Linked DNA regions of Homo sapiens: regions 2 and 3 are each linked to region 1. A link is a contact called in ENCODE Hi-C or POLR2A ChIA-PET data. All regions are on one chromosome and are shown on one strand. Each heading gives the region's core, a stretch centred on a gene start or an enhancer-like site at or near the end of the contact. The rest is flanking DNA. Distances are from core to core; before and after follow the strand shown. Region 1 holds the start of PKM (pyruvate kinase M1/2). Region 2 overlaps ANP32A (acidic nuclear phosphoprotein 32 family member A). Region 3 holds the start of IMP3 (IMP U3 small nucleolar ribonucleoprotein 3).

Region 1 (4,626 bases), core at 1,335-3,834:
CTCCTGCCTCAGCCTCCCGAATAGCTGGGACTACAGGTGCATGCCACCACGCCCGGCTAATTTTTTGTATTTTTAGTAGAGATGGGGTTCGCTGTGTTAGCCAGGATGGCCTCGATCTCCTGACCTCGTGATCTGCCCGCCTCGGCCAACCAAAGTGCTGGGATTACAGGCGTGAGCCAATGGCTGGCACCAGGCCTCCAAGCTTGATCTTCTATACTGTGCTACTTATCGGCAAAAAGAAAATTACCTTCAGTGTGACAAATTTTTACTATGCACTTGTTTGTTTATTTATTTATTTATTTATTTATTTATTTATTTATTTATTTGAGACGCAGTCTCGCTCTGTTGCCAAGGCTGGAGTGCAGTGGCGCGATCTCGGCTCACTGCAACCTCTGCCTCCTGGGTTCAAGCGATTCTCTTGCCTCAGCCTCCCGAGTAGCTGGGACTACAGGCGCCCGCCACCATGCCCGGCTAATTTTTGTATTTTTAGTTGAGACAGGGTTTCACCATGTTGGCCAGGATGCTCTCGATCTCCTGACCTCGTGATCCTACCGCCTCTGCCTCCAAGTGCTGGGATTACAGGCCTGAGCCACCGCACCCGGCCTACTATGCACCTAATGTGAGCAACGATTCGCTGGATTTGTCTCTGCCAGAGGCTCGTGGACAGCATTTCTAGAACTGTCAGATCAAAATCTGCAACTGAGGAGTTAGTTTGCCATCAACTCTACATGTACATTTCAGTCTTGTGAACATATCTAGATTTAGAACTTTTTCGTTTGTTTGTTTTTGAGACAAGGTCTGGCTCTGTCACGGAGGCTGGAGTGCAGTGGAGTGATCTCTGCTCACTACAACCTCCACCTCTCGGATTCAAGCGATTCTGCCTCAGCTTCCCGAGTAGCTGGGATTACAGACGTGCACCACCATGCCCAGCTAGTTTTTGTATTTTTAGTAAAGACGGGGTTTCGCCACGTTGGCCAGGATGGTCTCAACTCCTGGCCTCATGTGATTCGCCGGCCTCGGCTTCCCAAAGTGTTGGGATTACAGGCGTGAGCCACTGCACCCAGACAATTTAGAACTTTAAAATACAATATAGTCCAGCATCGGCCAGATCCTTGCCATCCCAGTGTTGTCCACCACTGTTCTTAGTTTGTCCTCAGCTCAGGGGCCAGGGAGGGACTTTTATGCCATCCCTCTTTCTCTGATAGAGAGGAATCTAACCCTCCCTAGGGGGGCATGTCTTTTTTCCTTCTCAACAACTTCATGTTCTTTCACCACCTTAATAATCAAGCATTTCCTTCCCAACAACAACTAAAGGGACCAGGAAAGACTTACAGAAGAAAGTGAAAGATTTTTATCTCACTTCAAACAGAAATTTACTTTTAGGCTGTCACTGTCTCCTCCCAGCTTATCTGAGCTAACAGGAAGCGAATGAAGGCCTGTGATTCAGCTGCAGGCAGCGGGTATGCCTGAGCAGGTCACACCCATTTGGTCTCTTTTGCCAGGAAAATAAAAAAAGAACCTAAGAGAACGGTCTTCACATTTTGAATGCGCAACATTGTATCTGTGAATGAAGGCAAGAGTTAACAGCTGTTTAATTGATAACTGCTCGCATCATTAGTTGCTGGCTAACAACTGGGAAATCAGAAAATGTCTTGTAGAAAAATGTAAGAAAAGTTCCAACAATACTGACTTAAACACGACAAAGGTGAAAACAGAAATGCTGACTCCTGCATAGGTTATCGGCCCTAATGTTCTGACTTGATATTTCCAGATGCCCAGCTCTGCGCTAATATCAACACCGTCTATTTACTTTCTACTCTGAGGCATTCGCTCTGCAGGATTCCAGACCCTACTAAATTATTCACATGGCCCCAACCGGTCCTTCCTTGTTCCGCGGTCCTAACACAATGAATGGTCCTAAGAGGAAAACGGCCTCGCGCTCCCGCTCCAGGCCCACTTCGCAGTCCCTAGTTCTCCCTACTGCCGCTCCAGTGCCAGAGCCCCTCCGAAGGCGGCCAGGACCTCCAACCACGCACAAGTCTGCAGCTCTCCCCAACTTTCCGTTCAGCTCAGTCTCCGAGGGTGCGCCAGAGCAGACACCCGGAGGAGTGGGGAGTGGCAGGGCGGGGCCGGGAGAATGCTGCCCCGGAACCCATAAATCTGGGCCCTGCCCAGGTAGGCCGGGACAGCTGGGGTGGCCTGGGCCGAGAGCCAAGAAAAGACACCCCATCTGGCAGCCCAACTTGGCGGCAACAGGTGGCCCGGCGCCCGGGGGTCTGGGAGGAAAGTCGCTCCGGGGGCGGGCCCCGTTGCCCCGCCGCGTCCCCATTGGTCATCAGGTTTCTTAAAATGTGACTCTGAATCTGTGTCCTTCCGCCGCAGAATTTAGTCCCACCGAAAGGGCAACCTGCCCGCGCGTTCCGCCGCCGCCGCCGCGCTTCCTCCTGAAGGTGACTGCGCCCGCGGGGACGCAGGGGGCGGGGCCCGGGTCGCCCGGAGCCGGGATTGGGCAGAGGGCGGGGCGGCGGAGGGATTGCGGCGGCCCGCAGCGGGATAACCTTGAGGCTGAGGCAGTGGCTCCTTGCACAGCAGCTGCACGCGCCGTGGCTCCGGATCTCTTCGTCTTTGCAGCGTAGCCCGAGTCGGTCAGCGCCGGAGGTGAGCGGTGCAGGAGGCTACGCCATCAGTCCCCACCAAGGGCCAGTCGCCCGGCTAGTGCGGAATCCCGGCGCGCCGGCCGGCCCCGGGCACGCAGGCAGGGCGGCGCAGGATCCAGGGCGTCTGGGATGCAGTGGAGCTCAGAGAGAGGAGAACGGCTCCTCACGCCTGGGGCCTGCTCTTCAGAAGTCCCCAGCGCCGTTCCTTCCAGATCAGGCGGGTCCGCCGGCTCCTTTCCCGCCCCAGCCCTACCCCCTCATTCTGGTCCCATCCTCTTCCTCCTGCCCCAATCCTCAATGCGCCTCCATCCTCGCCTGCCTTCTCTCGGTCCCTCGTGATTGATTCCACCCTTGCTTCCCCTTTCTCCGCGCCGCCTGTTCCGTGCTCGTTTTCCCCTCTTCCTCCTTAAGTCTGGTCCTTCCACCCCCTCCTCTTCAAGCTGTGCGTGTCCCCTGATTCTAATGCTTTCTGTGTAACTCATTGAAACTGCGTTCTGGTTCCCCTCCCGCGTCCATTCTCCATTCATGCGCGACCGCCCTTCCCGCGCCCCAGTTCCCTCTCGCCGCCCCTCCCCCTGCTTGCTGGTCACGTCCGCTCCCCCGCATCCCCTTCCTCGCCTGGCGTGTCCGCTCCCTCCCTCCCTCTCTGCTCTGGTCGCGCCCGCCCACTTGCTCCGGTCTCCGAGCGCGGTCCCACCCCCCTTTTCCATCACCGCCTCCCAGCTCCCAGCAGGCTCGGGCGGTGCTGAGGCCCCGTGTCCGGGGCGGGCGGGCGGAGGGCTGGGCTGGGTGCCCCGCGCGGCGGGCGGGATGCGGCGGCCCGGGGGCAGCTGGAGACTTACGTAACGTTGGCCTGCCCCGCTGCCGGGAGGCAGGGCGGTTGCCCCTGCGGCGCGGTGCCGTCCCCTGTGGCCGGGATTAGATGGGCGGCCTGCGAGGGCCTGGGAATGGCTCGGGGCCCGAGAGCTCGACCGGCCCTTGCCGGGTGGCCGCCAGGGACCACGCTCCATCTCGCCGCGGCCGGGCTGCACGTAGCGGCCGCGCCCAGGGCCCACCCCGCTTCACCGGGCGATGGCCTTGGGCCTCGTAACGGGCGGGATAAACCTCTGCAGGCTTTGCTGGGGCCTCCTGGCCCTCGCCCGTTCCGCGCCTCTCCGGCACGTTTCTTTCTTTTCCTTTCTTTTTTCTTTCTTTTTTTTTTTTTTAATTATCCGGCACATTTTTTAACAAATGCGTCCTGATTGTGGAACGCGGAGGCCGCGGGGTGGGGTGGGGATCTGGTTACGGAGGGGGCAGGAAATCTGTCGCGTTCACTGAACGCAAACGGTGTGGGTCAAGGGCTGTTTGGGGGTCAGAGTTAGAGACCAGGATGACTAGACGAGTCATAGCCCACCGAGCTCACAATCTTAAAATGTATCTCCTGTAATGCTGGGAGTGGGGTACGAGCTTCCTGCTGTGGGAGGGAGGGGGACAGGAAGCCTCGTAAGGTCTCACCAGGTGGCAAGCACACTGGATTAGAAGATGCAGGAAAGCACCTTCCAGTCTGAAGATCATTTAAAGACTCAGTCATGTAAGGGCATCCCTTGGCTTCTTAATCTACGTACTCCAGACCCAGGGCTTGGACCTTTGCTGGTACGGGTTAAAGTGAGGCCGACAGTGAAGGTCCACGTGGAGAGAGACATTGGGAAGTTGTCAAAAAGGCGTTTAGAATCAGGTTTGACTCATTAATTTCCTGAGACTCTGAAGGAGTTCAGCCTCTACACCTCAGTTTCCCCTGGGAAAACTGGGAGTAACATTTTCCTCATGATGGTTGAAAGGATTCATGCTTACGTGGATGTGGCACACTCAGTAAGTGTCTAATCTCTGGCGAAATACCCAGAAGAAAAGCCTGTGACTGAATATATTATTTTTGAGCACAATTACTTAGTCCACAATTGAGCATAAGGGCCTTGATCCATTGTCTTCCTAC
Region 2 (4,626 bases), core at 1,470-3,969, 3.4 Mb after region 1:
CAGTTCCTCCACTCGGGGTCCATCCCGGACTCCAAGGCAGAAACCCTGGGCTGCTCCCTGAAGACTCCAGTGGGATTTCCTAAGCAGACAGCTCCCGCAGTCCACAAGCGGTCCCAGCCAAGCTGGGCTTCAATCTCCCAATCTGATTTCAGCAGCCAGAATTAACCGTATCTGTCAGCTGGGACAGTTGATTTTTCTAAGAGTGGTTTTAGTGGGGAGCTTTGCCTCAGAAAGTGAATAAAGGGTTAGCCTTCTGTAATCTAGATTATTCTCCAGAGCCATTCCCCACCCACACCCCACCCCTCCCCTAGCCTGTTTGGCCATTCAGCAAGCATTTACTGAAAGCCAGCCCCTCTGGGGAGGGCACTAGGGTGACACTGAGACCTCAGACCTTAGCAAGGCTGTGTTGGGGGAGAGATAGGAGGAAGAATGACTGGCCTTCAGCAGCATTCAGGGCCCTGGTGGACAGGGGCAGGTTGCCTGGGAGGGACAGAAGGGGTAAAATTTCCATTGTCTATGAGGGGAGAAGCACTTTGTAAACCGTAACATGCAATGCCAAGTGATGTCATTATTTTTGCTGCACATCAGGGAGGCTAGCAGAGGGCTGAGATGGGAGGAAGCACAGGGGTTTTGCCAGGGAGCACTGATGGGTGGGGGTCTGGGAATCGTACTCTGGATTTGCACTTGATCCCTGTGGCCATTAAAAGCTTTTGGACAGGGGAGTAATGAGACATGATGTGATGTGATCAAAGCAGCGTTTTAGGAAGATTGAGCAGGATTTACCCTCTTTGCTCTCTAGGCCTTGGTCTTCATTCTCTGTGGCTTTTCTGTTGCATGGGTGCAGTGCTGTGGTTCTGTAATAAGATCACCAAGAACGGCTGTGGTTTGTGTTTTGAATCACTGAATTGTCAGCTCATGGATCTGAGTAGTGATGGGTGATCCTGGTCTCTCCTCTCCTCCCACCCCAGGCATCTTGGAGGCCACTCAATGACCTGTGAGAGGATAGACATCAGATGGGACAATGCTGGACTCCCACATTCAGAACCCAGCACCCGGGGCCTCTGGGGGGTGTTTTTATATCCTGATGTGTGGTTTTTAAAAACTTGTTGTAATTAATTTTACAAATTGATATAGTTGTACTTATTTTGGGGGTGCTGATATGTTTTAAGAGATTAGATGATTGAGTTTCCCATTTCACTTATTACCCAGGGTAACTGCCCCATGTCCCAGATTTCCTTCCTGGCATCCCTCAGTGATGAATCCTGGGCCCCTTGACCCATGAAATTGGCCACGTTCTTTCCGGAACAGTGACTGAGTTTGAATGTGGGGTGGGCACTCAGGCTCAAAGTGTATGTACCGAGAGAATTTTGAAACTAGAGGGACCTTATTTCTGCACTCAGGCTCTATTGTCCAGTGTATGGACTAGAGGACTAGGAGAAGCCCAGAGAGTGGTAGTGACTTCCCGAAGGTCACACAGCAAGTTAGCGGCAAGGCGGACCAAAGCCCAGGTCATCAGAGTGCCTGACAAGCATTCTGTGCACTACACCTTGGTGCATCTTGGCCCCTTTTCCTTCTCTTCCCTGGTTACTGTTCACACACCACCTGCTGGGACTCTGCTTCCAGTGCCTACCTCTTCAGTCCTCCAGCACCTACCTCTTCAGTCTTCCAGCATCCACTGAAGGTAGGAGGGGAACAACCATGTAGAAAGAGTCGAGTCTGCGGCTGGGTGTGGTGGCTCATGCCTGTAATCCCAACACTTTGGGAGGTGGAGACAGGTGGATCACATGAGGTCAGGAGTTCAAGACCAGCCTGGCCAACATGGTGAAACCCCGTCTCTACTGAACATACAAAATTAGCCAGGTGTGATGGTGGGCGCCTGTAATCCCAGCACTTTGGGAGGCGGAGGCAGGTGGATCACATGAGGTCAGGAGTTGAAGACCAGCCTGACCAACATGGTGAAACCCTGTCTCTCCTGAAAATACAAAATCAGCCAGACGTGGTGGTGGGCGCCTGTAATTCCAGCTACTTGAGAAGCTGAGGCAAGAGAATCGCTTGAATCTGGGTGGCAGAGGTTGCAGTGAGCCGAGATCACGCCACTGCACGCCAGCTTAGGTGACAAGAACGAAACTGTCTCAAAATAAAAAGAGTTGAGTCTGTAAGATTTTCACTGGGTCGTGTACCCTGCCAGTTCTAAAACCTTCATCTCCCCTTTTCCACACTGCAGCTCCCATCCCCCAGCAAAGCTAGACCCAAAACCCCTCCTTCCCTTCTTCAGACCCCAAAACAGTTCCTGCTCCTCTGTGAACACTTTTAAGAGCTATACACGCTCTTAAACCAGACAGGCCTGGGCTAGAGGCTGGGCAGTCAGGGAAGGCTTCCTGCGGGAGGTAGAACTGACAGGTCCTTGATGTGGAGTCTATACCAGCTGGAAGGTAGGAAGGAGGTTTAAGGGGGAGGAAGCAAAGGAACAATATCAGGGAGGGGCCCAGCTAGGATTCACCAGCTAAACAGGCCCATTTGGCAAGCCCAAAACTCAGGTCCTGCAGCCACCCCAGCCTGCGGAGTACTGCCCTGAGTCTGTGTTTCTGGCTGGAGGAACATCTGCGGTGGAACCAGCTCCTCTGCTTTGGTGAAGCAGAAACCCAAGTCCCTCTCACACCCGCGGGAGGAGACAGAGGAAGCCGGTTCCAGGCGGTGCAGGAGCAAGTCACAGGGTTTATGTTAATGCGGGCCCTCCCCGCGCCGGCGGCTTAGCCTATGAGCCGGGGCCCTGGCAGACAGCTTAATTACCGCTGCAGCGCGCCTCAGCTTGTGTTCCTTGGCTCCCTAAAATAATAAGGATGGCGTCACCGACTTCCCCGGGCCATGTGCTCCCCGCCTGCCTTCAGAGCTCTATTGTAGGAAACAAACAACAAAAAAAATCAGAGACGTGGATGCTTTTTTCTTGGGGAGATTTTTTGTTTGTTTTAAAGTAATAGGGGACTCTGCCCCTAGTTAAGGTTTTAAAAGATCTTCTAGAGGTGTGGAGATCTGGGTCTACTACTGTTGAGGCTGCAGAATAGCCTCCTGTTAGCAGAAACTTGAAAGCTACACGAGTGATCTGTTAATTCCATGGTCTTCCACTGGGGATGTGAGTTCTGATGCCTGGTGGTGGTGTGTGCTGCAGGGAAACGAATCGCCCAGCTCACAGTGACTCTGGCCCCAACTTTGGACCTTGCTTCTTCCTCTGAAAAAAGAGAACTGACCTACACCAGAGTTTTGCAGACTGTAGGTCACGTTACACATATTTTGTTCTAAGTAACATAAGAAAGTAATTGCAAGTGTTAAGTTTTGTTTTCAGTTGTGTATGCCTATACACACACAAAAACGTGTGTACTGAGCCACGGTGTAAAATGTAGAAAGCCACTGGCCTAGGAGATCCCTAAGGCCCTTCTAGCTTTCAAAATGTCTAACTTTTCTGTCAGAGCTTTCACTTTTCCCCAACATGGAACCTGACTGATTTCTGCAGGTTTTGCCACACTGGCTGTTCAGCAAAACCATCGATTTTATGGTTAAAACAACAAAATCACAAGCATCTATCACCCCAGTCTAAAACCTTGGTGTCTCAGACAGTTTGGCCTTCTAGCTGAAATGGGATCTGCAACAGGGGATGGCCCATTTAAAAGCTGACCTATTTAAAACCCACGAGCACCAAAAAACACAGGGTCAATTTGATATGAGTCTTCTCTTGTGTGCAAAGACTGGAACCTGAAAACCAAATTAGTCAGGGACTGACAAGGTTGAAACCAAAGCTACAAATATGTATTGAATTCTTGCTCCGTGAAGGAAAAGAAAATCAAGGGTGGTCAGGGTTAGTGTGAAAAACAAAACAAGGTGTGGATGTAAAAATCCAAAGGGGTCGGTTTTAAGCACACCATTCCTGGTTCCCCAACAGGTTAAGAGGCCTCGTATTTACTATAAGGAAGCCGTACAGACAGCTTAGTTGACTCAAATCTGCTAACCTGCCCTTCGTTTCCATTCTTGTGCCTTGACTGTACGCAACAGTAAAGATAGCCATGGAAAAAGGGGAAGGCAAGTGGCTTTTTCCAAGCTGGGGATGCTCCAAGTACATTCTTATTTAATCCAACCCTAGGTGATGGACATTATAGTCACTAAAGGAAACGGAAGCTCAGAAAGGTAAGCTGGGCTAAAAAGAAGAAAAATTGAACTTGAGCCAGTTCTCTCGGACTCGAGAGCCTGCCTTCTGTCCACCTTTCCTTGTTGCCTCAGGAAGTACTAGAAAAAGAAGGAGCAGTTCTTACTCTAAGCTTCCTTCTCTCTGGTCCTGTCCTTCAAAGGGCTCTGTTTCAGGCCCAAACTGTCCACTTTAATCAGGGCCAGCTTCACAGGCATGTGACCCGTGCAGCACGCACTTGGTTTAATGCGCTGCTGTCACTGTCTTGGAATTCTTAATTTTTAAGCAAGGGGCTCCGTGTTTTTCATTTTATGCTGGGCCCTCTAAGCCAGTCCTGGCTTTTGATATAGTGTATCTCCTCCGTTGGTCCTTCTGGGTCCCCCTCATCTGCCTTTAGCATGCCTGTTCTATCTGGTAGAGGCATTTGAAGAATGCACCCTGGCCCGGCCCCA
Region 3 (4,626 bases), core at 777-3,276, 3.4 Mb before region 1:
ATCCACACATGGCTTAACCCCTATAAAATATCACCTTCTCAATAAGACCTACTCTGGGGCTGGGTGCAGTGGCTCATGCCTGTAATCCCAGCACTTTGGGAGGCCAAAGTGGGTGGATCACAAGGTCAGGAGATGGAGACCATCCTGGCTAACACGGTGAAACCTCGTCTCTACTAAAAATACAAAAAATTAGCCAGGTGTGGTGGCAGGTGCCTGCAGTCCCAGCTACTCAGGAGGCTGAGGCAGGAGAATAGCTTGAACCCAGGAGGCGGAGGTTGCAGTGAGCCAAGATCACACCACTGCACTCCAGCCTGGGCGAGAGAGCAAGACTCGATCTCCAAAAAAAAAAAAAGAAAAAATCAATTAGATTAAAAAAGCAAACAATCTGTATTAGCTTTCTGTTTGTTTTAGAGACAGGATGTTGTTCTGTTGCCCAAGCTGGAGTGCAGTAGTGTGATCATGGCTCACTGCATCCTTGAACTTCCGGCTTCAAGGGATCCTCCCCCCTCTTACCCCGAAACCCTCACCAGTAGCTGGGACTATAGGTGCTGCCACCATGCCTGGCTAATTTTTTTTTTTTTTTTTTGTCCATAGGGACTGAGTCTTACTATGTTGCCCAGGCTGGTCTTGAACTCCTGGCTTCCAGTGATCCTCCCACCTTGGCCTCCCAGTGTTGGGATTACAGGCATGAGCCACCATGCCTAGCCTGGTGATGTTTTCTTAAACTGGCTAAGTTTATGAGTATTTATTATACTTTATAATTTACATATTATATTATTTTCCAGATATCGAATATTTTATATATATATATATATCTTTTTGAGACAGGGTCTGGCTCTGTTGTGCAAGCTGGGGTGCGGTGGCACCATTGTAGCTCAATGCAGCCTACAAGTCCTGGGCTCAAATGATCCTTCCCCCTCAGCCTCCCAGGTAGTCAGGACTACAGGTGCGCACCACCATGCTTGGCTAATTCTTTAAGATTTTTTACAGAGGTGGGATCTCGCTTCTTTTTTCTTTTTTTTTTTGCCTAGGTTGGTCTTGAACTCCTGGCCTCAAATGATCCTCCCACCTCAGCCTCCCAAAGTGCTGGGATTACAGGCATGTGCCACCGCGCCCAACCCTCAAATATTGTATTGTAAAAGACAATGAAAAGCATACAAAACAAAAATGATCAGTGAGAAGCTAGGTGGCGTCAAATGCCCGGGCAAAAAGGGGTTAGGTCTGCAGCGCTATACTCAGATGTAACTTACAGATGCAACTAGCGGAAACAGCATTAAATTTGTTAACTCAATGCTTGGTGGCCAGAAATTCATGTCAGGATAATTCATTTGAGCACAGACTAAAGGGTTTGGACTTGTAGTTATAGTCCAAGTTTCTCAAACTTGCTGGGTTTTATGAATCATCTGACACTTTAGTTAATAATACAGATTTCCAGGCGACTCCCTTATAGATCCCTTTTCTGTGGGCCTAGGAAGCAGCCAATCAGTATTTCATGGGTTCGGTGCCACCTATCCCAACTTGACAATGAGAGATCGCTCTGCATGCCAGGTGAAGGACCTGACGCTGGCGGGCGGCGGGGACTACCAGGTCAGCCCCAGGAGAGCCGGCTCCGGCAAGCTCCCCCAAGGCATGGCAGGAGCCCAGTGCAAGTTAGCACAGTAAACCCAATCAACAAGCCGCAGTCACCCCTCTTCCCCAGAAATGGCCTCTTCAGCTCTTGCGGGGGAGACTCTGAAAGTCCCCAAAGGACAGAAGTCTAGGAGGAAATGATTGCCGCAGAAAGGGATACAGTCTTGGCTACTAAAAACCGCGCGGAACCGCCTAGGGACCCGCTCCCAACCACCCACCTCCGGTGCTTCTACCCCCTCCCTCGCAAACGCGAAGAAAAGAAGAAACGCGAGATCCCAGTGCAGAGGCGTGGTCCCACCCTGGCCAATGGGAAGTGAGGGCGTGACTTTAAGTCTTTCTTTCATTGGCCCAGGGTCCCAGGCCGTCCAGGTCTTGGGGCGCCGCGGCGGAAATCGCGCGGATGCCAGAACGCGCTCTCAGCTTCGGGTCCTGCGGCTGCGGCTGCCGCCATCATGGTGCGGAAGCTTAAGTTCCACGAGCAGAAGCTGCTGAAGCAGGTGGACTTCCTGAACTGGGAGGTCACCGACCACAACCTGCACGAGCTGCGCGTGCTGCGGCGTTACCGGCTGCAGCGGCGGGAGGACTACACGCGCTACAACCAGCTGAGCCGTGCCGTGCGTGAGCTGGCGCGGCGCCTGCGCGACCTGCCCGAACGCGACCAGTTCCGCGTGCGCGCTTCGGCCGCGCTGCTGGACAAGCTGTATGCTCTCGGCTTGGTGCCCACGCGCGGTTCGCTGGAGCTCTGCGACTTCGTCACGGCCTCGTCCTTCTGCCGCCGCCGCCTCCCCACCGTGCTCCTCAAGCTGCGCATGGCGCAGCACCTTCAGGCTGCCGTGGCCTTTGTGGAGCAAGGGCACGTACGCGTGGGCCCTGACGTGGTTACCGACCCCGCCTTCCTTGTCACGCGCAGCATGGAGGACTTTGTCACTTGGGTGGACTCGTCCAAGATCAAGCGGCACGTGCTAGAGTACAATGAGGAGCGCGATGACTTCGATCTGGAAGCCTAGCGGATCTCCCACTTTGCATGGCTGTCTTTTACAGATGGGAAAACTGAGGCCTGATGCTGGAGATTCTATGAGGGTGCTCTCCTCAAGGGTATCAGACGGTCGTAGGTTCTTAAGAATTTGATTCATCAGTGGCAGGCCATGCATAGAGCCACGGGAGGTGCGTCCTTGTTTTCCAGGGAATGTTCTTAGAACTTGGACTACTGATTATTAATTGACTGTGCCTTGGGAAACAGTGGGAAGTAACTTGGTGCAGCACTGGGGTATTGTTGGCTTCTTGTGTTGGAAACTTTGTAATGTAAAAGGAAAAACTGGAAATCCCCACGCCCTGTTTCCCTTTATCGTCTTGTGGTTGGACTGGTTCAATTCGTTTAACTCGAATTCTTGCTCCTGGCCGTGGTTAAGCTGTGTACAGATGATGGAGAGTTTGGCCTCAAGTTTTTATAAACTGAGCGAGACTAGTGTTCAGGATCTCCTCCCTTGTTTAAATGTCAATAAATGCCCCAACTGCTTTGTAAGTGCAACTTTTTAATCTGTCTGGTTTTCTTTTTTTCTCTAGAGACGGAGTCTTGCTCTGTCACCCAGGCTGGAGTGCAGTGGCGCGATCTCGGCTCACTGCAACCTCCGCCTCCCGGGTTCAAGCAATTTTCCTGCCTCAGCCTCCCGAGTAGCTAGGAGTATAGGCGCCCGCCACCGCGCCCGGCTAATTTTTGTGGTTTTAGTAGAGTCAGGGTTTCACCATGTTGGCCAGGCTGGTCTGGAACTCCTGAACTCGTGATCCGCCCGCCTCGGCCTCCCAAAGTGCTGGGATTACAGGCATGAGCAAACTGCGCCCAGCCTCTGGTTTTCTTACATAGAGTCATATTTATACGTCCCAGGAGCCCAGAGAAGAATAGAGTCAGCAGCGAGTGACCTGCCTGTGGATTAGATGTGCAACAGGGCCACATGTGGAGGATGCAGGATGTTGTACAGGATTGGGCAAATTTGTCACTTTACCAGTCCCTTCCTTGGAATGAGTGTTTTGGCAGAGCTCTTCCTCACATAACTTCCTGTTGATATTCCAGCCCCAGGAAATACCGTATTAGAGGGCTGGGATGTTTGCTTGCCTAAGGAAATAATCACTCTGTAGCTTGGCCATCTAGCGGTTAGAAGTGGCCCAGGAGGTTCCTGGAAATTTAGATGATAGCAGTGATAGAGAATAAGAAGGGAGACTACCAAGTTTTACTCAAGATTTCTTTATTCTTTTTTCTTTTTGTTTTTTTTTTCACACAAGGCCCAAGCTGGAGTGCAGTGGAGCTGTCACAGCTCACTGCAGCCTCGATCTCCTGGGCTCAAGCAGTCCTCCCACCTCAGCCTCCCCAGTAGCTGGGATTATAGGCATGTACCACCACCCCTGGCTAGTTTTTAATTTTTGTAGACACAGGGTTTTGGCATGTTACCTAGGCTGATCTCAAACTCCTAAGTTCAAGCAATCCTGCCTCAGCCTCCCAAAGTGCTGGGATTACAGGTGTGAGCCACCGTGCCTGGCCAAGCCTTCTAAAAGGAGAATAAATAGGATGCCGAGATCAGTGGATTGGCTTTTAGTGGTGCCTTGTTCGCTTCCCCAGGTGTGAGGCAGCATTAGGTGAAGAAATGATTTAGAGAAGGGGACTTATTATATCATGGGATCATATAATACCAAGTACTTCTACTATATGTCAGCTCCATTTTTAAGTGCACCACCTATATTAGCCCATTTCAACCTCCCAGCAATCCTATGAAGTGGAGAATCCAATTCTCTACTTTTCAGATGAGGAAATGGAGGCAGAGATGGGTCAAATTACCAAAGATTACGTAGCCAGTAAGCAATGGACTGGGACTGTGTCAGTGTCAGCACACCCAGCCCTTGATGTGTGTCAGAGTTTAGAAAGAGTCTCTGAACTTGAATTTACAAACCAGCAGGGAAAAGCAGCAGCACTAGGCAATTCGATCGGTCTCCACAGGATGCTGTATA

The links. A loop is a pair of places that touch in the nucleus more often than their neighbours do. ChIA-PET counts read pairs that join two places held with the same protein, here RNA polymerase II (POLR2A). Pooled maps may share reads with other maps.
Region 2: a loop to region 1 is called in a pooled map, with 9 times the contacts of the local background. The contact joins the enhancer-like site here to the promoter of PKM in region 1. A Hi-C loop is called at or near these places in 1 of 37 single-sample maps with no recorded cell type and 3 of 50 pooled maps. POLR2A ChIA-PET finds 5 or more read pairs at or near these places in 1 of 52 experiments (activated CD4-positive, alpha-beta T cell).
Region 3: a pooled map shows a loop between it and region 1 (7-fold over the local background). The contact joins the promoter of IMP3 here to the promoter of PKM in region 1. A Hi-C loop is called at or near these places in 6 of 50 pooled maps. POLR2A ChIA-PET finds 5 or more read pairs at or near these places in 2 of 52 experiments (BJ and CD8-positive, alpha-beta memory T cell).

Annotation. Positions count from the first base shown.
Region 1 is chr15:72,229,148-72,233,773 of GRCh38, reverse strand. It overlaps PKM (pyruvate kinase M1/2), which reads left to right and starts at 2,584. Exons shown (of 11, transcript NM_002654.6): 1 at 2,584-2,658. RefSeq lists silencers at 2,143-2,642, 3,203-3,712.
Region 2 is chr15:68,793,609-68,798,234 of GRCh38, reverse strand. The region is part of intron 1 of ANP32A (acidic nuclear phosphoprotein 32 family member A); the gene reads left to right. Among named protein-coding and RNA genes, the nearest start is that of MIR4312, 6.0 kb to the left of the region's middle. RefSeq lists enhancers at 454-533, 2,443-3,015, 2,841-3,090, 3,441-3,650. Within about 2 kb of position 2,719, at least 30 of the 41 ENCODE cell types and tissues checked have a DNase peak (open chromatin) inside an H3K27ac peak, as active enhancers do.
Region 3 is chr15:75,637,624-75,642,249 of GRCh38, reverse strand. It overlaps IMP3 (IMP U3 small nucleolar ribonucleoprotein 3), which reads left to right and starts at 2,026. Exons shown (of 1, transcript NM_018285.4): 1 at 2,026-3,157. The coding sequence starts at 2,082. The coding sequence ends at 2,636. RefSeq lists a silencer at 1,872-2,031 and an enhancer at 2,322-2,381.